2 separate regions of the Homo sapiens genome follow, and region 2 is linked to region 1. Evidence: chromatin loops called from intact Hi-C (ENCODE). Cell type or tissue: adrenal gland. All regions are shown on one strand. Links, peaks and the distances in the headings refer to the core of each region. The heading gives the core; the rest is flanking DNA. Region 1 overlaps SLC28A3 (solute carrier family 28 member 3). Region 2 has its middle 12 kb from the start of SLC28A3-AS1.

The links. Hi-C counts contacts between places; a loop is a spot of excess contacts. Peaks named below come from ENCODE experiments on the same cell type or tissue, not always from the same donor. Only the 100,000 strongest peaks of a DNase experiment are listed, where the experiment ranks them.
Region 2: it touches region 1 in a loop (7-fold over the local background); 28 of 110 quality-filtered maps call a loop at or near these places.

The regions. Positions count from the first base shown.
Region 1 is chr9:84,312,370-84,318,786 of GRCh38, reverse strand. It overlaps SLC28A3 (solute carrier family 28 member 3), which reads left to right. Exons shown (of 18, transcript NM_001199633.2): 2 at 5,333-5,428. Among named protein-coding and RNA genes, the nearest start is that of SLC28A3, 25 kb to the left of the region's middle. In adrenal gland, for the core only: a CTCF peak has its summit at 3,315 (motif pointing right); a DNase peak (open chromatin) is centred at 3,393.
Region 2 is chr9:84,262,573-84,268,989 of GRCh38, reverse strand. No RefSeq gene overlaps it. Among named protein-coding and RNA genes, the nearest start is that of SLC28A3-AS1, 12 kb to the left of the region's middle. In adrenal gland, for the core only: no CTCF peak of the experiment used is centred there; DNase peaks (open chromatin) are centred at 2,609 and 3,009.

The sequences.
Region 1 (6,417 bases), core at 1,895-4,394:
AGAGATTCTCCTGTCTCACCCTCCCGAGTAGCTGGGATTACAGGCACAGGCCACCACGCCCGGCTAATTTTTGTATTTTTAGTAGAGATGGGGTTTCATCATATTGGTCAGGCTGATCTCAAACTCCTGACCTCAGGCGATCCAACCTCCTCAGCCTTCCAAAGTGCTGGGATTACAGGGGTGAGTCACCACGCCCGGCCTGGAAACCATATTCTATGAGGACTCACATGTTTAAACTTTCTTAAAACTCTTATTATAAACCTTCCTTTAAGTTTTCTCCTTCGGGTACAGCACTCCCTCTCTTTCCCCTTTCCCTGACATTCCCATACATATGGGTTTCCTCTGCCTCCTGGCTCACAAAGTTCCCAAGGGAAGAATGTTAACAGTGTTCTGAAGCCATAGACATTGCTAGTGTTACAGCCACTCACAGCAGCATACAGAGACTTGACTTCTTGCACCCAATCCAAAGATCCCTCAGCATTGAAAGGTAACAGTGAGCCCCAGGCTGCCCACTGGGTCTCTTGCCACAGGTACTGCTGCTCCTTACCTGGCCTCTAAACCCACACAGGCAGGCAGGTAAAACAAGAACATCTCTGGGGAATGGTCTAGCTAGTGCCCATTAACTCACACTAAGGATTATGCACACCCGAGACTTGAGCCAGAAAGTTACATGAACCAAGTGAGTCAAGACCAATAGATAACGATCAAGGACTTCTAAAATACAGTCTTTGAAAATGCAATCATTCCTAGGCAAAATCCATGCAGTCGAAGAATAACATTTAGAGAAAGGGCCTTAAAACATTTGACATTGGTAGATGGTAAGAGTAAAAAAAGAGTTGAAGTGGGGTATGATCCCAAACAATTTTGAGAGATCAGATTCACCAAACAGATGTTGATTTTGATAAGTCTAATTTCAAATACAGAGGACAACACGACTGTAAATGCCCCAGAACAAGCGAGAAGCAAACTAAACCATGAAATTAACTTAATAGTCAATGAGCACTTACTATGTGTGCCACTGGATGGAGCCACCCAACTTTGTTAGGTAGGTACTGCCTCCATTCCCACAAGAAGCAAGACCACTGAATGAGTGCAAGACCACTCATGCAATTTGCTCTGGCAACCAGGCCAGAGCAAATTCTATAGTGAAGAAAGGCTCTCCTAGCACAGTGGTGGTACCTCTGCAGCAGAAAAACCCCCACCACAAGAACTGAGAAATGGAAGCCAGGCTGTGTGATTACAGCACAGTGCCAGGGAGAGGCTGAAGAATGTCAAACCAGCCATGATGACAAGACATGTCCACAGAGGCAGGAGTCCCCACCCATGTTACTCAAAGGATATATTCCACTTAAAACCAGCGTACAGGGCAGGAAGACCACTATTGTGGCTTGAGAAATGACCACAGAGCCTAGGTGTAGCTAAAAGTGGCCACAAGCTTCTCTGGAACTTTCAACACTTCTATAATTTATACCTTTGTCTTTTAATATCTGGAGTTCAAATCAGGCTTTCTAAGTTCTAATTTCCAAACGGAATTTAATTCCTAGGCACACTACTGTGTCTTTTGATCTTCACCAGGCCCAAAGAATCACTCCTCTATAGGCACAAGATGGTCTGGGGAGGGACAGTCTGGGCTGAGATTCTACCCCAGCCATTTCTGGCTACACAACCCAAGTCAAGTGATTTACTTATCTTTGCCTCAGTTTCCTCATCTGTGAAAATGTGGATCATGGTACCCACCTCATAGGCCTCTTGGAGTTGTTGTTGTTGTTGTTGTTGTTGTTGTTTTGAGACGGAGTCTTGCTCTGTCGCCCGGGCTGGAGTGCACTGGTACGATCTTGGCTCATTGCAACCTCCACTTCCCTGGTTCAAGCGATTCTTCTGCCTCAGCCTCCCAAGTAGCTGGGACTACAGGTGCCCGCCACCACGCCCAGCTAACTTTTGTATTTTTAGTAGAGACGAGGTGTTACCATATTGGCCAGGCTGGTCTCGAACACCTGACCTCATCATCCGCCCGCCTTGGCCTCCCAATGTGCTGGGATTACAGGCATAAGCCACCACGCCCAGACAAGAGTTTTACACAGTGTCTCCTGCCTACTAAATACTGTATCATTTGGTGCAAAATAAAAGCAAAAACCAAAAGTAACAAGAGAAAAGTTAGTTTCATCCCAATAAAGTTGAGGTGGATGGTACAGAGCCGGGGTGAGCCTCCTGCTCAAGGCTTCCAGGGACCCAAGTTCCTCCCAACTCAGCACCCTGACATCACAAGGATGTGGGCCTTGTATCCATGGTCCAGTTGGAACCATCCTCACACTGGGCAGCAAGACAGAGGAAATGACAAAAAGGAACAAGTGCACCTGCCAGCCATCCCTGGCGGAACATTCCCCGAGCTGCCCCCAACAGGGCACCCTTTCTACTTTCATTTCGTTGCCAGAACTTAGTTGCAAGGGAAGCTTGGATATGTAATCTTTTTCCTAGGTGACCATGTGTCAGCTAACATTCTTTGAAAAGGGATACCACAAATAGGGGAGTCATTTTAGAAATTTCCAGTGTTCTAGAAGTTATTATATGGTTTAGAAAGTGAATGAAAGGAAGAAAATAAAAATGCCTCTGTCCATCTCTGCCTCCCTCTAATAGCCACATAGAAAGTGCAAGATCAAAGAAATGGTGGGAAACAAACCCCAGGCACAATGTACTCCTGGTTACTAGGCTGTCCCTTCAAAGGGGGCTCAATCAGGACCCTCATCTTTTAGCACACCTAACAACTAAAACTAACTAGAGAAATTAAATGTGTAAGCTGTAAACGGCCTAGACATACTCACAATGCAATTCCCTCACCTTTCTTACACATTCAACAGAGGGATAGATTTTACCATGAGAACGCAGTCGTGGTTGTAGGGCGTTAAGTGTGCAAAGGTATTTAGTAATGTGAGTTGCTAAATAAATGGAAAGAAACATTGAGCTAAGACATTATCTGGGGCCCCATATCACAGCCCCACGACTCTAATTTAAAAAGAAGAAGAAAGACAGTTGTCTTAATGGTCATTTTCCAGGTACCAGTCAATATCCACAATAACCCCACTAATTCTGTTGGAAATCCTCAAGTGGGAGATATTGTTCTTCCAGAAAATACTAAAAGGCCAAGGCGTATACTCTGTTGGGGGCCAAATAAGACTATTACACAGTGGAGAACAAAACCACACGTGCTCTTGTTGCCACTTAAAGGAGTGCCCACTCTATCCCTCAACACACACACCTTCCACTTTCATTAACTTTAAAAACGTAGGATCCACCCGTGTTCCACCAGTAGTTTTCAGATCCTGCCACCAGGTGGCAGGAGGAATCAACGTCAAGAAGCTGAATCTCCTAATAGAATTAGAAAATGTCAGGATTCCGTAAGGATCCGCAAGAACCCCAAATCCAAACTGTGTTGTATGAATGAGGGAGTTAAGGCTTGAGAGAATGTGGCCTGCTCAGTAGGGACCCTAAGGACTAGCCCCTCAGTGACCTGTGTTCTGTTACTCCACCAATTCATGTTTGGTTTTATTTTTAACTTAGTATTAAGGAACATTTTAGCATCCACCAAAGTAGGAGAATAATAAAATGATTCTCCGGGTACCTGTCAGCCAACTTCAGCAATTAGCAACATTCTGTCATCTTCCCATACTATGTATATTTTTTCTTTTCATGCTGTTTGTTTGTTTGTTTTTTGAGACTGAGTCTCGCTCTGTCGCCCAGGCTGGAGTGCAGAGTGGTGTGATCTCAGCTCACTGCAACCTCTGCCTCCCAGGTTCAAGCAATTCTCCTGCCTCAGCCTCCCAAGTAGTTGGGATTACAAGCACCTGCCACCACGCCCAGCTAATGTTTGTATTTTTAGTAGAGACGGGGTTTCACCATGTTAGCCAGGATGGTCTCAATCTCCTGACCTCGTGATCCGCCCACCTTGGCCTCCCAAAGTGCTGGGATTACGGGCGTCAGCCACCACACCCAGCCCATGCTGTATTTTTATACCAAGAACCCAAGGGTACTACATTGCTGTGCTAATGCAACATTAAAATTACTGTGGGTCATTAATTCAAAACATTGTTAGTGTCTGCTATATGCAAAGAACTGTAGGATATAAGCAACTGTAACAAAAAAGGAAGTATGGCACAATACTTTGATGCATGAATCTTGTACTGTAACTTTTTTTTCATGTTTATTCATTCTTGTGTTTCAGTAAGTAGAAAATGCAATACAACTTGGAATTGCAATATTTGCTGGATTCCTGGGGCCAGTCAGAGATCTAAGTTAAAATTAGAGTCATACACTTGGTCTTTGAAGATGCAGTCATAGTCGTTGGGCTAACAGAAGGCATTTCCTGACACCATTTATCCATTACCTCACTCTAGAAAACGGCAAGTTGAAATGAGATGGGAGAAATATTAGATACCTCAAAAAAGATAAAAGAGACAGGAGACAGGTCCAGTGTTTGTCACTTCTGGAAACAGCAGCTGAGGGGTCCGGACGGCCCTATAAGAGCAAATCTCGTTCAGTTCCTTAAAGTAAAATCAAGACAGCCTCACACACACACAAAAAAGGGCATTTTTCTTATGACCATTACTGCCAGAGATTGCTTTAAACCAAAAAAAACCCATTTCAACATTTCGTAAATCTAACATCTAAGAATAAGGCTATTCAGCCTATGGTTTACCACGTTTTAGTTCATTTTATAAGTTGAAAATCAGTGTGATGTGATAGAAAGGAGAGTGGAAACCTGCCCCTGGTCCCAGCTCTGCCTATTGGAAAGTTATCAGGCCGAGATGAGGGCAATTGTCCTCATTCCTCTCTTCCCCTGGACCACTTTTGTATCAGAACAAAACAAAGCAAAAGTCATATGTTTCTTTTCTTTACTTTCTTTTCTTTTCTTTTTTTTTTTTTTCAGGTAGAGTCTTGCTGTGTCTCCCAGGCTGGAGTGCAGTGGCATGATCTGCCTCTGGGGCTCAAGCAATTCTCCTACCTCAGCCTCCCAAGTAGCTGGGATTATAGGTGCACAACACCACGCCCAGCTAATTTTTATATTTTTAGTAGACACAGGATTTTGCCCAGGCTGGTCTCCCCTCCCACTTCGGCCTCCCATCATGCTGGGATTACAGGTACGAACCACTGTGCCCAGCCGATCATCTGTTTCTTTACAAGCCCAGGATTTGTCAGCTGTTTGTTGAATCGGATGCTTCATCTGAACACCTAATCTTTGTTTGTCTCATCCTCCAAATTCCTCTAGGTATTTTTCATGAAAGAACATCTGTCTTTTGGCTGTAACTTTTTATTTTTTCAATCTGCACTTTTTTCTTAGAATGAAGAAAACTTTCTTGAGAACGAGAACACATCAGGAAACAACTCAATAAGAAGCAGAGCTGTGCAAAGCAGGGAGCACACAAACACCAAACAGGTACAGCAAGACTGTGGTGCATGACTCTAGTACCATGGCAGCCGCTGCGCAACAGGCACCTGAGAACAGTGGGCACAGAAAGCATGGCGCCCCACTGGCACGCAGAGGAACAGATTAAGTGGTAATTAAAGTGTGTGGGGGCATAGTCGTAAAGAAAACACACACGCCCAAACAAAGAGATTTTGTTTTTATCCACCTGTCCTCAGAGTTCCCTGATGGGAAGCATCACTTCACTATTAGGAGTTCCAAGCTCCATCTCAAGGAAAAAGGCATTGGCTTAGACAAAAGCATCTGAGCTTTAACGTAAATGACAGAAACAAGAGGAACCCTCTACTATGGTTCTGAATCTGGGTCCATCATGCACTCGCATTCCTTAGTAGCTTTATACCAGTCCGAGGGACTCTTGCTTAATTTCACTTACATGTTGAATTCTGGACAGGAGTTTATTTAAAGATGGCTTCCTGTTGCCAAAAAGGTGAACAAATTACCCATGTAGGTCACCCCTTAAAAGGTAATTCAGGGCCGGGCACGGTGGCTTATGCCTGTAATCCCAGCACTTTGGGAGGCTGAGGTGGGCGGATCACTTGAGGTCAGGAGTTCAAGACCAGCCTGGCCAACATGGTGAAAACCCATCTCTACTAAAAATACAAAAATTAGCTGGGCGTGGTGGCGTGTGCCTGTAATCCCAGCTACTCTGGAGGCTGAGGCAGGAGAATCACTTGAACCCAGGAGGTAGAGGTTGCAGTGAGCCGAGATGGCACCACTGTACTCCAGCCTGGGCGACAGAGCGAGATTCTCAAAAAAAAAAAAAAAAAAGGAATTTGGGGTGCCCACTAGTGTGTCATTTTGTGAGGAGTTTTCTCGTGGTAAAAGAATCACTTTTTTTTAAAGTAGACAATTTGGAAAACTTATTGTAGCAAAATTTGGAAAACCAAAAAAGGCTTATAATTCAAGAAAAAAAGTCAGTGCCTAACATTTTGGAACACAGC
Region 2 (6,417 bases), core at 1,983-4,482, 50 kb after region 1:
TGCTATTTATCTGTTAGGAAGCATAACACTTTATCTGTGGCATGAATTGCAAATATTTCCTCCATATTGCCATCTGTACTTTTATTTTTTTGTAGTTCTTTTTTGCCATGTAGAAGTTTCCACATGTAAAGTAAATTTATCTGTTTAGGCCAGGAGCAGTGGCTCACACCTATAATCCTAGCACTTTGGGAGGCAGAGGCAGGAGGATTGCTTGAGTCCAGAAGTTGGAGACCAGCATGGTGAAACCCCATCTCCACAAAAAAAAAAAAAAAAAAAAAAATCCAGGCTTGGTGGCAAGCGCCTGTAGTGCCAGCTACTCAGGAGGCTAAGGTGGGAGGATGGCTTGAGCCCCAGAGGTGGAGGTTGCAGTGAGACATGACCCCACCACTGCACTCTAGCCTGAGAGACACAGCAAGACTCTGTCTCAAACAAACAAAAAAAATTTCCATACTTAAATATATCAATCTCTTTTATTATGGCTTCTAGATTTTGTGTCATAGGAAAGCCATCCCCACTCTAAAGTCATAAAGAAATTTTCTCATCCTTTCTAGTAGAACTTTTGTGGTTTCACTTTTCATATTTGTCTTTGATCCATTTGGGATTTGTCCTCCTAAATGGTGTGAGATATGGCTTCAGATTTTTTTTTTTTTTTTTTTTACATTTTTTTCTAGATGGTTGTCCCAATATCACTTATTGAATACTGGTACAGCTGGCCTCAGTAACCATAGGTTCTGCATCCTTGGATCCAACCTTGAATAGAAAATGTAGCTAGGCCTGCAATGGTTATGTCTGTACTGAACATGTAGAGACTTTTTTTCTTGTCATTGTTCCCTAAATGATACAGTACAACAACTATTTACATAGCATTTACATTGTATTAGGTATTGTAAGTAATCTAGAGATGATTTACCGGAGGATGTGCCTACATTATATGCAAATACTATGCCATTTTATGGCCTCCTGGGGTTTTGGTATCTGAGGGGACTCCTGGAACCAATCCCCCAGGAATACCAAGGGATGACTGTCATCCCTTTTATCATTAAGTCCCCTGTATTGGGATTATGTGGACTTTCTGCTCTGTTCTATTGGTCTGTCTGTTTGCTCCAGTGAACATTAACTGTTTGATCTTTAAAATGAAGATTATAATATCTACCTGAGAGAACTGGCCTTAAGAATTAAATGAGGCCAAGCATGGTGGCTCATGCCTGTAATCCCAGCACTTCGGGAGGCCAAGGCGGACAGATCACCTGAGGTCGGGAGTTCGAGACCAGCCTGACCAACATGGAGAAACCCCGTCTCTACTAAAAATACAAAAATTAGCCAGCCGTGGTGGCGCATGCCTGTAATCCCAGCTACTCGGGAGGCTGAGGCAGGAGAATCGCTCAAACCCAGGAGGCGGAGGTTGCGGTGAGCTGAGATCGCACCATTGCACTCCAGCCTGGGCAACAAAAGCGAAACTCCGTCTCAAAAAAAGAAAAAAAGAATTAAATGAATGTGTAATGTTTGGCCCATAGAAGAGTTCAATAAGTTTCTGCGGAAAATTTTGCCTACTTCACTCTCATACAAAGAAATGCAGATACCCAGATTGTTCACAGATAATCATGGTTCAAAGATTAGCTTTTTCATTCCACTCTGAACTAAAGGCTCCTTTACATAAACTAAAGGCAGATAATGATTTTATCAATGATCTCCATAATAGGTTTAAGGTGGTTTTAGTGAGTTGTTCACTAACCTACTTTGAAATGAAATTCCTAGGGCCATTAATCCCCTGAAACTTGTTTGCCAAAGCAAATTACCAGACAAGACTGGGTTTGAATCCTGGTTTAGCCACTTATCTCTGAGATTCTGTTTCCTTATTATCAAAAGAGGGATAATTATATCTCCTCCTATTCTGAAAAATATTGAGATAATAATATAAGAAAAGTAGCTAGTACTGTGCTTGTCATATAGTATATGTTCAGCAAATGTAGCTTTAACAAATTTTTGTTATCATTATCATGTTCTTTGTTGTAATCATTAAAGATGATGGTTTTGGGTGGATGAAGACAAAAGGAGGGTAATAAACACTAAAACAGGAAAGAAAGAAAGAATAATCAGAATACTAAAATCAAAACTACTTCCAAAACTAAGGTGTATCGATAGAAGGATAGAGGAATATACAACAACGATAAACAATAAGTGATAAATCAGGTAAAATGTTAATGATAGAATCTAAATTTACACAATAAAACTCCTTCGAATTTGCCGTATGTTTGAAATTTGTTATAGTAAAATATTAGGAAAAATTAAAGGCTACCATTGCTTACTCCCTCTAGTCCTAATTTCACCATAACCCCCAAAAACGCTCAAAGGTAAAGGATAATTGATTTTCCTTTAATCTTGATATTTCATATAGAGTGGAGAACTTGTCATTTGCCTCCTGGCCAATTTTTCAAGCTGTCTTTGTGAATGTGATTCACTCCCTTCCCCTAAGATTCATACTTTCTATTTCCTGCTGGTCAAACTGACAGCTCCAATTTACACACACCTGCCATGAATATACTAATGTCCCAGAATCTCCCCTCCCTTCCTGTTTCTCTCAAGCCACCAACTCCCAGAGTCCAAACAGCTTCGTACCAGGAAACCGTAGAGTGGAAGTTGGGGTTTAGAATTGAAAGCCCTGTTTCCAAGACATTTGGAAAGCGAAAGTCAACTGCAGTTTTCTCCTGTTGCTATGACACAGGTGAACGTAGAGTCGCTAGCCTGGAAACTGACAGACAGGGATCAGGATGCACTGGTTGCCATGGAGAGAAGAAAACTAAGGATGTTTTCTCCATGCCCATTGGTGCCTGGCATATCAGGTGACCAGAGCTGCCAGAGAGTGCTAAGAGCCCCTCATCAAATCATTAACCTGTAAGTTCACATTCAGTTGTGTGCAATGGGTCTGTGGGCCCAGCTTCATAAGAGATTGTGCGGGGAGAACAGAAATGCCGGACATTTCAGCATCCTAGACAAATAAAGTATCTAAACCAAACCCTGTATTTTTTAATGACTTGTTCATATTCTTTTTCAAAGGAAGGTTTAATTTACTCCATTTTGAAATGTTGTTCAACTTTGGGCAATCAGCATCCGCTAGTTCAATATTTGTCAAAACGCTGTTCCCAAGCCATCTGTTAAATCAGAAGAATATCTGGGGTGTGGAGCCCAGGCATCTGCAGTTTTAACTACATCCCTAGGCAAACTGATGTTTGACAAGTACTGCTCTAGTCTAGCTATCTAACTTTAAAATCTCAGAGCAAAACAACTCTAGCCAGTAGCATCCAAACTTTTCACTGCCCCATATCCTTTTTGTCATGTCCCTCCATCTCCAAGGCACCTTAAGAGTCCCATTCTTTGAGAGGTGTTTGTCTGCCAAACAAAATGTGTGTATTGGAGAAATCGGCCGGGCACGGTGGCTCAAGCCTGTAATCCCAGCACTTTGGGAGGCTGGGGCAGGCGGATCACCTGAGGTTGGGAGTTCGAGACCAACCTGACCAACGTGGAGAAACTCCATCTCTACTAAAAATACAAAATTAGCCGGGTGTGGTGGCGCATGCCTGTAATCCCAGGTACTTGGGAGGCTGAGGCAGGAGAATCGCTTGAACCCAGGAGGCAAAGATTGCAGTGAGCCGAGATAGCACCATTGCACTCCAGCCTGGGCAACAAGAGGGAAACTCCATCTCAAAAAAAAAAAGAAAAAAGAAATCATTTTCCCCCTTTTTAAGTCAAAGACTTACATGACTGCCAGCCTGATTAGATGAGAGAGGCAGTGTTAAAATATTATATTGACAAAAATGTACTTCAAACCAAGGAAAGTTTATCTTCACCTGCAGATTCAGCTCAGGTGGATGTATATTGCTCATTAGAGTTTCAGAGCTAAAGAAAGTAGCTCAAGCTCACTGGCACTTTCAGAGATAAAGAAAGTAGCTCAAGCTCACCGCTAGTGTCTTTTTGGAGAGCAAGTGATCTGGGCATCTCAAATTGTGATCTACAGAAACTGTTAAATAATTCCATTGCATCAGAGAGCCTGTTCTGAGATTCTGCAGACTCACGTTAAACAGAAGGAGTAACAGGATCCATCCTCCTCCTAAGGAATTTAAACTTATTTATTCATTCATTTACTTATAACCACCCTTTCCCCAGTGTGGACAGAACTTAAAGTGATTTGCAAAGACCCATAAAATAATCTGAATTACAAATTGATGTAGCACAGCCTGCTACTTGTCTCCTAATAGCCCATCTCCATTTCCTCTGCAGTATTGAGACTGCTCATTTTCAGCCAAAATACATGGTTGCCCACCTTTCCCAGCTGTTCTCATAGCTAGGTGTACTCAGGTGACTAAGGTCTGGTCAATGGGATGTAAATGTCAGTTGCATGCGCAACTTCTAGAGAGCATCCCTTAAAAGAAGGTTTAATTGTGTCCCTCTTCTCTCCCATTCTCCTTCCTGCTGGCTGGATGTTGGACATGATAGCTGGAGCCACAGCAGCCCATCTTGTACCATGAGTTGAAAGCTGGGTGTTGAGGACGGCAGTGCAACACATAAGAGGTCTGGGTTCCTAATAATTCTGGAGCTGCCATTCTAAACTTGGACCACCTACTCAGAGAGAAAAAGAAGCTTCTCTCTTATTTAAGCTACTGGTATTTTGTGTTTTCCATTCCCCACAGCCAAGCTTAATCCTCACTACTAATGCAAGTGAGACAAAAAAAGAAAATGGCAACATATAATAGAGTAAGAAATAAACAACACAAAAATATATACCATAAAAACCATATATATTTGCTATTAATGAGTCGCAAATTTAGATTCAAGCCTTCTAGTGGTTGACGTGGCTTAAAACTTTTAAGAACACAGCTCTTGGGATCATATGCTTATTTTTTAAATTTCTCAAAAGAAATACTACTATTCCTGATGTTAAAAACAAACAAATTTATTCTGAATTTTTATAAAGAGGGCATCTATCATTTAATGTAATTAACAACAACTGAAACTACTTCCTTATAGTAGAAACAACGTGTTTCGTGATGTTCTTCAGTATAGGTCAGGAGAATCAAAGTGAAGATGATTTGAAATCGCCCCGTGTAGCTGTTCATGTGCTACACTAAATTGAATTCTTTCTTTCTTCATCCCTTGCAAACACTAGCTAGGCAGTGACTTACACAGGTAACTGGTGGGAGGATAAGAAAGTGGCTTAAGAAGCCAAATTGTTATAGAATCAACCCACATCAGTGTTGTCTACCACCAGCTCCAGTACCAGCATCACCAACGAGAAAAGGATAGAATAGCCATGTCCTCCCTTCCACAAAGGGTACCCCATTCAACTTTTCCATTTTTGGCTTATTTTCTCCTTTAATACATTCAATGTTACTTACATTTAAATTTTCTAGGTTATTTTAAACGTATTAAAAGCCATGTAGGCTAGGCACGGTGGCTCATGCCTGTAATCCCAGCACTTTGGGAGGCCGAGGCGGGCAAATCACCTGAGGTTGGGAGTTCGAGACCAGCCTGGCCAACATAGTGAAAACTCTTCTCTACCAAAAATACAATAATTAGCTGGGCATGGTGGCGGGCGCCTGTAATCCCAGCTACTCAGGAGGCTGAGGCAGGAGAATCACTTGAACCCAGAAGGTGGAGGTTGGAATGAGCTGAGATCCTGCCACTGCACTCCAGTCTAGGCAAGAGAGTGAGACTCTGTCTCAAAAAAATAAATAAATAAAAATAAAAGCATGTGTCTTTGCACGCACATGCATGTAGGAGGAGGAGAAACTCAATGTGTGATATTTTACTTCTACTGTCTGCATATTTCTAAATATAAAATACAGGTAGATATGAACAAAACTCAGATACATAAGGCATAGGAAACAAAAAATATAAATATTTAACTTAGGATTCATGCACCTCAACTGTGAATACAAAGTGGCAAGCATCAGCAATTTATGTCTCATAAAGGAAACCAGAATGGATCCCAACCCAGAGGCAGTGACAGGCATCCCTGAAGCCACGGGATACATTTTCAGCAAATTTAAGCACTTAAGTGAGATGCTTGCTGATATAGATCCTCATATTTGCTCCATCGATTCTAGGGCATTTCAAGGAGGATCCTGCCACAAAGATTCGCTGGTCAAACCTGGTTCTCTTCCTTGCCTTAACCTGTTAAAGGGATGACGTATGAACATACTGTGTGGGGAATGAGTGGTGAATTTGCACCACCTATGGCAGACAATTACACACTTTGCATCCAACATGGTTCCTTTATAACTTATGACTAGGTTTTGCTAATATATTCTTTCCTATAACCCAACACTGGCTTTGAGAAAAAGAAGTCTACGCTAATTTTTGTTTGTTTGTTTTACCTTAAGCATTACCTATTTTCATGATGCAAATACTGTACCTACATCG